2 separate regions of the Homo sapiens genome follow, and region 1 is linked to region 2. A link is an interaction called in ENCODE POLR2A ChIA-PET data of the cell type or tissue named here. Cell type or tissue: Panc1. All regions are shown on one strand. Links, peaks and the distances in the headings refer to the core of each region. The heading gives the core; the rest is flanking DNA.

What was found. ChIA-PET counts read pairs that join two places held together with the same protein. Peaks named below come from ENCODE experiments on the same cell type or tissue, not always from the same donor. Only the 100,000 strongest peaks of a DNase experiment are listed, where the experiment ranks them.
Region 1: POLR2A ChIA-PET joins it to region 2 with 7 read pairs; 1 of 35 experiments calls an interaction of 5 or more read pairs at or near these places.

What each region holds. Positions count from the first base shown.
Region 1 is chr9:129,440,645-129,446,013 of GRCh38, reverse strand. The region is part of intron 2 of LOC105376291 (a long non-coding RNA gene); the gene reads right to left. Among named protein-coding and RNA genes, the nearest start is that of LINC00963, 45 kb to the left of the region's middle. In Panc1, for the core only: no CTCF peak of the experiment used is centred there; no DNase peak of the experiment used is centred there; H3K27ac peaks cover 1,722 bases.
Region 2 is chr9:130,831,477-130,836,845 of GRCh38, reverse strand. ABL1 (ABL proto-oncogene 1, non-receptor tyrosine kinase) reads right to left here and starts at 1,592. Exons shown (of 11, transcript NM_005157.6): 1 at 1,321-1,592. The coding sequence starts at 1,399. LOC124902287 (a long non-coding RNA gene) reads left to right here and starts at 2,018. Exons shown (of 2, transcript XR_007061822.1): 1 at 2,018-2,127; 2 at 2,381-4,152. RefSeq lists silencers at 1,019-1,068, 1,539-1,848 and enhancers at 1,485-2,010, 2,249-2,298, 2,319-2,368, 2,011-2,537. In Panc1, for the core only: no CTCF peak of the experiment used is centred there; a DNase peak (open chromatin) is centred at 2,095; H3K4me3 peaks cover 2,259 bases; H3K27ac peaks cover 2,180 bases.

The DNA of each region.
Region 1 (5,369 bases), core at 320-5,319, 1.4 Mb after region 2:
AACCAGCCCTGCTGGCACCTTGATCTTGGACTTCCAGCCCCCAAAGCTGTGAGAAAATACATTTTTATTATTCAAGACACCCAGTATGTGGTATCTCGTTATGGTGGCCCCGGCAAAGTAATACACTCAACATACAATGGTGGAATAGGATGACCCACAAACGCTCTCCGTTGGAAAGGAGAAGAACAAGACTGGGCGCAATGGCTCACGCCTGTAGTCCCAGCACTTTGGGAGGCTGAGGTGGGCGGATCACTTGAGGCCAGGAGTTCAAGACCAGCCTGGACAACATGGCGAAACCCATCTCTACTAAAAATACAAAAATTAGCCAGGCATGGTTGCATGCACCTGTAATCCCAGCTACTTGGGAGGCTGAGGCATGAGAATTGCTTGAACTCAGGAAGTGGAGGCTGCAGTGAGCCAAGATTGCACCACTGCACTCCAGCCTGGGTGATACAGTGAGAGCAAAGAAAAAAGAAAGAAAGAGAGAGAGAGAGAAAAGAGAAAGGAAGGAAGGAAGGAGGAAGGAAGGAAGGAAGGAAGGAAGGAAGGAAGGAAGGAAGGAAGGAAGGAAGGAAGGAAAGAGAAGAGGAGAGAAGAGAAGAGAAGAATAGAGGCGGTGTGGTGGCTCACACCTGTAACCCCAGCATTTGGGGAGGCCAAGGTGCGGGGGTCGCTTGAGCCCAGGAGTTTAAGACCAGCCTGGGCAACATAGCAAGACCCCGTCTCTACAAAACAATACAAAAATTAGCCAGGCATGGTGGTTCATGCCTGTAGTCCCAGCTACTCAGGAGGCTGAGGCAGGAGGATCACCTGAGCTGGGAGGTTGAAGCTGCAATGAACTGTCATCACACCACTGTATTCCAGCCTGGGCGACAGAGCAAAACTCTGTCTTAAAAGTTAAAAAAGGGCCGGGCGTGGTGGTTCACACCTGTAATCCCAGCACTTTGGGAGGCTGAGGCGGGTGGATCACCTGAGGTCAGGAGTTCAAGACCAGCCTGGCCAACATGGTGAAACCCCATCTCTACTAAAAATACAAAAATTAGCTGGGCGTGGTGGTGGGCACCTGTAATCCCAGCTACTCAGGAGGCTGAGGCAGGAGAATCGCTTGAACCCAGGAGGCAGAGGCTGCAGTGAGCCGAGACTGTGCCACTGCCCTCTAGCCTGGGTGACAGAGTGAGACTCCGTGTCAAACAAACAAACAAGCAACAACAACAACAAAAACAAAATTTAAAAAAAAGAAAGGAGAGGGGTGGAGCAGTAGCAAGTGCTGGTCCTCATGAGTTCTGAGTCCTGCTGGGTGGATTCGGCAAGTGCCACCTGCCCTGGGGAAAGAAACCCCTCGACCAGGCCCCATGGTGCTCTCTGGAAATTACTCCCGACTCCCCTGTTCTCCTGCCCTTGGGCCGTCCTCTGGGAGGCCTCCTTTTCTATAACCTCCTTGACCACACGGGATGAGGACCCTGGAGAAGAGGGTTTCCCTGGGGGCTGAGCAGCTTCCTCGGGCTGCTTCCCCGTTGGCGCCCAGAAGTGGTTTTGTGTTGTTGACGGTCACAGTCTCTTTTAATCCAGCTGACAGCTCTGCGGACAGTGCCACCCTCTTTAAAACTTTGTAACTTTTGCCCAATTGTTGTCACTCAGCTCTTTTTGCCAAAGATACACCCAAGGCCGGGTGCGGTGGCTCACGCCTGTAATTCCAGCACTTTGGGAGGCCAAGGTGGAAGGATCACCTGAGGTTGGGAGTTCAGGACCAGCCTGGCCAACATGGAGAAACCCTGTCTCTACTAAAAATACAAAATTAGCCGGGCATGGTGGCGCATGCCTGTAACCCCAGCTACTCGGGAGGCTGAGGCAGGAGAATCACTTGAACCCGGGAGGCGGAGGTTGCCGTGAGCTGAGATCGCACCATTGCACTCCAGCCTGGGCGACAGAGCGAAACTCTGTCTCAAAAAAAAAAAAAAAGACACACCTAACTTTCTTCTAGACATGGCTTTCTAGACAGAACTGTGGGCCTGCAAGCTTTTCTGAGGTTTCAACAAAGGGCGTGATGGCCACACCCTTGGTATGATCTTTACCCTGAGACTGAGTCTTAACTGGGCTCTATCACACAGAGTGTTTCTTAGTTTTATTATTATTATTTTCTTAAGCCCAGAATATTCTTTATTGACTATTTGTAGAGTATCCATTTTAAAGAGTCTTCACAGAAAGTTTAAAATTCATAATTAGCTGGGCATGGTGGCACATGCCTGTGGTCCCAGCTACTCAGGAGGCTGAGGAAGGAGGATTGCTTAAGCCCAGGAGGTCAAGGCTGCAGTGAGCTGGGATCGTCACTGCATTCCAGCCTGGGTGACAGAGTAAGACCCTGTCTCAAAAAAAAAAAAAAAGAAAAGAAAAGAAAAGGAAGAAGAAGAAGAAGAAAGAAAGCTTAAAATTCACAATTAGACTTCTCAAACAATACATTTCTGGGGACAGACAAAGTTAAATTTAAAACTCTTATCTGCTCCAAGATCATATTGTGTGTTCCAAGCACAAATATGTCAGAAATTTTTTCTAAAATGTCATTTGGCACTTGAGTCTTGCAGAAGCGACAAACTGCCAGAGGGGCAGGGACTGTGTCTGTTTTGCCCACTTATTATGCAAAAGAGCAGGATTTTCCAAAAATGGCCCTGGGTGCTCACTCTAGGTTGTCTGGGTGATGAACTGGCAGGATGGGGTGGAGAATTGGATCGCACCTTTTTCCAACTCGGGGATAAGTGGTTCGTGCCCAAGCACAGCTTCCCTGGCCCACCCCAGCCTTCTCCCAGCTGGGGGCACAGCACCCAAGCTCAGCCTCCTGCAGCACAGGTGGCCTCCTGCACGTGACAGTGTCTGGATCCTCCCACGGACTATGGACCTTTGGGCACTGGGCGCCTGGAGCACTCACTTAGTTGCTCTTTCATTGGACCGAGATGAGGAATAGTTGCCTTTTTCAATCCTGCAAATCCAACATTTCTGGATTTTCTCTTTCCCTTTCATTTCTGCTTGCAAGTAGGTTAATTCCCTTAGATCCCATCTCCTGTCTGTAGGGCCCTGTGAAATGCGGCGTATTCGTTTGCTAGGGCTGTGGTCACAAAGTCCTGGGTGGCTGAAACACAGAAACACATTGTTTCACAGTTTGGGAGGCTGGGAATCCAAGATCAAGGTGTCAGCAGGTTGGTTCCTCATGAGCGCCGTAGGGAAGGATCTGTTCCAGGCCTCCCACGTTGGTTTATGGATGGTTGATTTCTCCCCGGGGTCTCCATGTCATCTTCCCTCTGAACATGTCTGGGTCAAATCGCCTCTTTTTTTTTTTTTTTTTTTTTTTTGAGACAGAGTTTCATTCTTGTTGCCCAGGCTGGAGTGCAATGGTGCGATCTCGGCTCACTGCAACCTCCACCTTCTGGGTTCAAGTGATTCTCCTGCTTCAGCCTCCTGAGTGGCTGGAATTACAGGCGCAGGCCACCACGCCCAGCTAATTTTTTTTTTTTTTTGTATTTTTAGTAGAGACGGAGTTTCATCATGTTGACCAGGCTGGTGTCGAACTCCTGACCTCAGGTGATCCACCTGCCTCGGCCTCCCAAAGTGCTGGGATTACAGGCGTGAGCCACTGTGCCCAGCCTTTTTTTTTTTTTTTTTTTGAGACAGGGTCTTACTCTGTCACCCAGGCTGGAGTGCAGTGGCAAAATCATAGCTCACTGCAGCCTCGAACTCCTGAACTCAGGTAATCCTCCCACCTCAGTTTCCCAAGTAGCTAGGACTACAGGTGTAGCTTTTAAAGCTTCTGCTGGCCACTGATGTGTGGTCACTTCTGCTCACATTTCACTGGCCAGAGTAAGTCACATGGCCAAGCCTCGTCAGAGGGCGTGGAAGGACGTTCTGGGGACAGGATGGTATAACCTGCTTAGGAGAAGGAATTGCTGGGCACAACGGCACCATCTATCATCCGGCTGGCACTGGTTAAGGCTTACGTGTGTGGGGCTTTGTGCCAGCAGCTTCACACCCTTAGCTCATTGACTCCTCATGTAGCCCCATTTTATAGGTAAGAAAACTGAGGCTTTGAGAGGGAGAGAGACTTGCTCATCGATCATAAACAAGATTAACTGACAGACTGAGAAAATCCTGAAGGTCTACATGCTTCTCAGGTCTTGCCCCGTTCCATCTTCTTGAGGCCAGGGTGAGAAAATCCTTGGCCTAGGATGTAGCCCACGCGGAACACTCACAAATGGTAGTGGAGTTAAAGATCTGAGTTGAGGCCAGGCGCGGTGGCTCACGCCTGTAATCCCAGCACTTTGGGAGGCCGAGGCAGGTGGATTACCTGAGGTCAGGAGTTCGAGACCAGCCTGGCCAACACGGCAAAACCCTGTCTTAACTAAAAATACAAAAATTAGCCAGGCATGGTGGTGCATGTCTGTAATCCCAGGTACATGGAAAGCTGAGGCAGGAGAATCGCTTGAACCTGGGAGGCGGAGGTTGCGGTGAGTTGAGATCGCGCCAATTGCACTTCAGCCTGGGAGAAACTCCGTCTCAAAAAAAAAAGATCCTAGTTGGGTGTGGGGGCGTCTTGAGCCAGCAATGCAGCTGCACATCCCACCAGGGTGCCGGAAGAGCTTGCTCTGGGGGAGCCCACACCCCACCTTTCAGCTCAGCTCTGCCTCCACCGTGCCTGCAAATCTAGGTGCTCCCCAGAGTGCACAGGGTCAAGGGAGGGCAGGGGTTTACAGAAGTAAATCCAACTCCTCCTGGAGGAAAGGGAGAGAAGGAGCCTTGTGCATCCCAGGACCCTGTGACCCTGTGATCACTCCTTTGCGGCTGAATCTCCCAGGCTCTAAGTGCCTCTGGGGGGTTATGAATTTCTTGTCTGCTTGTTTGTTTCAGCAGGGGTGGGCAGGGGGCAGAAAAACCTTATGTTCTTTTTATTATGCTCCTCATTTTACAGATAGAGAAACTGAGGCCCAGGGAGGTTAAAGCCACTTCCCACAGCAAGGGCTGATGATAGATCCAGGACTCAAGTGCAGCTGGGGCGGGCGCTGGGAGGACTGGGCACTGAGGCCCCAGGTGAGCCTGTATTAAGGAGGCTGAGGGTGGGGCTGGATGGGAAAGTGGTGGTGCGGACGGGGTTGGGGGGTGGGCGCTTCTCCCCCCAGGCCACCCAGGTCTCAGAAGGACAGAGGGGGCAAGACAGTGATTCTTGGAGAGATGGATTTAGTCTAGGGGGTCCCAGATAGTGAGAAAGAGAGAACCAGGCAGGGGCCCGGGCCCACGTGCAAGGGACAGTGTGAGAAGGAAACACACACACACACATCCCACCACAGACTTTTTCTGGTTTTGACACCCAACTCAGAGAAGGTCTTTTT
Region 2 (5,369 bases), core at 162-5,161:
TTTTTTTTTTTTTTTTTTTTTGAGACCGAGTCTTGCTGTGTCGCCCAGGCTGGAGTGCAGTGGCGCGATCTTGGCTCACTGCAACCTCCCCCTGCCGGGTTCAAGCAATTCTCCTGCCTCAGCCTCCCGAGTAGCTGGGATTACAGGCGTGTACCACCACGCCCGGCTAATTTTTTGTATTTTTAGTAGAAATAGGGTTTCACCATGTTGGCCAGGCTGGTCTCGAAATCCTGACCTCAAATAATCCACCCGTCTCGGCCTCCCAAAGTGTTGGGATTACAGGCTTGAGCCACCGCGCCCGGCCACATTTTTACTCTTATATTCTTAGTTGAAAACAACAGAGAAGTCCAAGTGCCACTCCATCTCTGAAGCACAGATAGCCTTTCTGCTGAAGGCAATGGTCTGGGAGCACCAGTCTCAAATCAGATCAATTTCATACCCACCTAGAAGCTACGAAAGTGAAGACCCATAACCCTTAATTTACTTTTTTTCCATTTATAAAACTAAAGACTACAACAGGAAAGAAAAATAAAATAAAACAGATGTAATTAGAGAAGGAGAGTAGGTAGAAAGAACGCAAAAGTGAAGCCCTCCTGGCCCTGAGCTTCACTTAAGGAAACGAACATGACACCCCAGTACTCTGGGGGACTCCTTGGAAACGCCTTCTTAAATGGGCTCCCCTCCCCTGAAAAGAGAGCGAATTCCTAAGACCTCTTCGTGGTCTGTAGATAAGATGGGGGTGGGGGAGATGGAAAGATCACTTGAAATTCTGTATCCATAAATGGTAGAGTGGTGCTCCTTGTGTACATGATGCTTAATGGAAATCGCATGTTTTCACAAACACGGGTCGATCTTTTTAACACACAGTCCCAATTAACGGTGGAAATTCCACAACGTGGGATCCCAGGGATGTTAAGGCCTGGCGAGTTGGCTTTCTCAAACTTTTTCGGGGGAGCCCGCACTGTGGGGCCCCGGACGCCGCCGTCACCATCCGGCGTGGCTCTACCGGGGCTGGTGCCGGGGCTGGGGGCCACGCTCCGCCGGCGGCGCCTAGGGGCCATCGCGAGAAAGAGAAAGAGACAGAGAGAGAGAAAAAGAGAGAGACAAGAGAAGAGAAAAGAGACAGACACAGAGAGAAAGAAAGAGAGACAGAATATAAGAGAACTGAAGAGAAGAGAAGAGAAGAGGGAAGAAAGAAAAAAAAGACAAGACCCGGGGAGGGCGCAGGCGGGAGCGCGCGGGCGGCGAGGCCTAGGAAGGGCCCAGCAGCAGCGGGAGGGCGCGCGGCTACTCAGCCCAACCCGTGCGGCCCGGGCTTACCTTCCAGATAACAGCTGGAGGACGAGGACAGCCCCTTCTTGGATTTGCAGCCCACCAGCTTCAGGCAGATCTCCAACATTTTCCCGCGCCAGCACGTCGGGGGCCGGAACCCCTCTCCCAGCTCGGTCCGCGGGCCCGGCTCAGGCCCGGCTCGGCCCGCGCGCCCCCCCGGCGCCCCCGGCCCCGCCAGCCGCCCTCACCGCCGCCCCGCGCGCCCGCGCCCGCCCATGGCCGCGGCCGCGTCTCCGCCTGGCCGGGACGCGCCTGTTAACAAAGGGCCCGGAGAGGGCGCCCGCCAGGCCCGCCCCCGCCCCGCCGCCGCCTGCGCCTTAACCCCCTCCTGGCCGCGCCCGTCCGCACCCAGGGGCCCCTGGCGTTCCCGAGGCCGAGCCCGGCCCAAAGCCACCGCCGCTTTCCAAAGCCAACCCGGGCCAATGGCGATCCTCGCAGGGGGAAGGCCGCGCGCGGCCCGCGGAGGTCTTTCTCCGCCTGGAAGCGCCGTCCCAGCCCCGGCGGGGAGGGTGCAGGCCTGCTCCACTCCACTTTAGAAGCCGCGCGCAACTCCACCGCGGCCTGGGGCGTCTCCAACCTGCACCGCTTTTGGCGAGTTTCCCAGTACGCGGTGCCAGGCAAACCCTCTGACCCGAGAACGCTGGTGAAAATGCATATTCCTCTGCAGTTACCAATACTAACTGGTCTCATTTCTACTCAACGCGCGTCCTGTGATTAAGGCTGAGGCAGTGGGTGTCTGGGGAGGAAGTCAGAGCTGGCACCCACAGGACAACCACACGTGCGCACGACACCCCGGTGAGGCCGCACATCCAGACCAGGATATGAGGTCAGGCTGCGAACAGACGGGTGTGAGTTCAGAGTGAGAGGACTTAGTCCCTACAATGAGAATTTTCGGAGGCACGGTCTGGGCCTCTTCTCTGATTCATTTTCTTTAACAGAGAACTTTTCCTCTTCCTTTGGCCGAGTGCCACGGGGTGAGGGTGGGGGGACCATTGTTTAAAATCCATTTCATTCAATTATTTTAAACTCTTGTTTGGACTGACCACAGACAATGTTATAAAGCAGCAACAATCACAGTCGTGTTACTGGCGCACACCCAGAAATCTAGGTCAGAGGGAAACAATAAGGAACTCAATGGCACCAAATAATTCAATAAAATCAGGTAAGTTCCCCTCATGACAGGAAAAGGAATTTATTTCATTTATTTCTTTCATAAATGGTGTTAATCACAAAACTGTAAAGGGGGAAGTTTAGTCCACATCTTCTAGCCATGAAGAGTAAGAGCTGACGTGTATTGTGCTCTTCCTATGTGCCATGTTACCTTCATTAACTGTATTGCATCTGCGTAATGATTCTGTGAGGAAACAGATTATCCCAATTCTTCAGGTTTAAAAACAAACAAACCCCACAGATGCTCAGAGAAGTCAGACACCTTGCCCACAGCTGGAAACAGGCGGAGATGGACTCAACCCAGGTCTGCCTGGCTCCAAGGATCAGGCTCCCGACCAGTGGATGATGCTGACCCTTCACATCAAGAATAAATTCCAAGTGGATTAAAGCATTGGATATCTTTGGTCAAATAACTAGCATTGTCATTATATGTTTCAGAGAAAGCCTTGGTTATGAGACCCTGGCTACTTTCTAGCCTATCCTGTAATGACAAAAACCCGGGTATCTTCAGTACCTCAGGAATGGCTAAGTAACAAGATCTTCACTTGGCTCTGCCAAAAACAGCACATAAAAACTCCAGTTGGACAGGATGTAACCAGTGTATATCACAGGGGTTCTCGGCCAGGATGTCATTAACTTTCCACATGTGTCCTGCCAAATTCTGATCAACATACAACATGTATTTTTACTGCCATTGAATGGACCTACTGCTAGAGTCGTGGTACCAGATCAGGCCTCATGAGCATCCAAGAGGGCACCATCAGGGAAGTTTGCAGCTCCCATCATCTGGAGATGCAGGACTACAGGGCCCCCAGGGGATGGGTGCAGTGACTCTGGATGCTTTCTAGGATCTGGGAAGCGCTGTCATTCTGCTGGACAGCCTGCGTGTGGTGACTGCTAACATGTTTAGTGTTGTCTTGAATCTGTCAACCTCTACACGTAATGCCAAAAATAACACTCAAAAGGGTGCCACCAGTACCAACTAGTGAAAAAATACAGTATCTGTCTGTTTTGTTGCCCTTTTGGAAAGTTCAGGGGCCTTGGATCAGACTATAATAAAGTCTGTCATTATATAGCATTTCATATTAAAGGGCCATATTCAAATTGGCGGCTTAATGCCAAGAATTACACATTATTAGGCATTTTGGAAATTCTAGCCATATCCTTGAATACCGTCTGTTAATATAGGCCCAGATATTTGCTTGCCTTGTGCTGTTCTTTATATTGGTATATGTTTATTTTTTTAAGCTAATTATTATTACTAATATTCTGCTCTTGAGTCTAAAATGATCTTATCCTCTTAAATCCTCTTAAAATGAATAATGCTTATAAACTGTACCCAAATCTTTTTAATTTTAGTTATAAAACCATACATCAACAGATCTAACAAAATACTGAATTAGTGGCAATGGATACTGAAAAAACTGCCAAACTACACTTCTGTATCAAACCTGGCCTATACTTTCCATATCCAGCTTTTGACGCTTTTGAAAGATACGAAGAGCATTCTGTTACAAGCAAATAAAGGAGAGCTTCAATCTTCTTACCAGAAGAACACCCCAAGAAGGATTCCTTCTAATCAGCCTAAGACCCAAAAGCTATTAGCTAAAAAGAAAGGGAAAAGGAAAGAAATTAAAGACTGTGAACTAACTTGTTTGCTATGTTGCATTAGTTTGGGAAGAAATACATTTTTAATGTGCATGTAATATGTGCCAGGCACTCTTAAGCCTCACAGTAACCTAATGATTTTGTATAGTTTAATTCCATTTCACAAGTAAGAAAACTGACTGGAGGGAGAGGGGGAAGTATTCTGTCCAAGTTCACACAGCCAGGAGGTAGGAAGGTAGGAAAGTCTTGAACTTTGTAAAATGGCAGAAAATTTCCAATTTAAGTGAAAGGTGGATAATATGAGTAAGATCAGAAGATGAAATAAGTAACATTAACTGTTGGGAAAACATGTCTTAGGAGAAAATAATTCAGGGAACTAGAGCTATTTAAGATTTTTTTTTTTTTTGAGATGGTGAAACCCCATCTCTACTAAAAGTACAAAAAAATTAGCTGGGCGTGGTAGCGGGCATCTGTAATCCCAGCTACTCGGGAGGCTGAGGCAGAGAATTGCTTGAACCTGGGAGGTGGAGGATGCAGTGAGCAGTGATCGCACCACCACACTCCAGCCTGGGCAACAGAGCGAGACTCCATCTCAAAAAAAAAAAAAATATTTAGAAGGAAAGGATAAACTCCCCAACATTAAAGCATGGGATCTGAACAATGTTTCTAAAAGCATAATCCATGGACAATCTATTTTGAATAATGTGGGGCTTGCTTAAAATGCGGAGTCTTGGTTTCTAGTCTAGAATCAGAATATGTGTAATGGGCTGGATCTGAAGCTCCCAGATGATCTGTATGCATATGTAAGATGGAAATCCACTGTTTGGGGGCCAGACACAGTAGCTCACGCCTGTAATCCCAGCACTTTGGGAGGCTAAGGTGGGCGATCACCTGAGGTCAGGAGTTAAAGACCAGCCTGGCCAACATGGGGAAATCCTGTCTCTACTAAAAATACAAAAATTAGCCAGGCATGGTGGTACACACCTGTAATCCCAGCTACTCGAGAGGCTGAGGCAGGAGAATCGCTTGAACCTGGGAGGTGGAGGTTGCAGTGTGCCAAGATTGCACCACTGCACTCCAGCCTGGGCAGCAGAGCAAGACTACATTTCAAAAAAAGAAAAAAAGAAAAGAAATCCACTGTTTTGGAAGAGGGAAGAGTTGCTTATTTTCACTGGGAATAGGACGAACAGGAATGGATATTTCTAAAATTTAATTCATTTGAAAGCAATTTCTGAATTTAAGATAGGCATAGTTCTAGA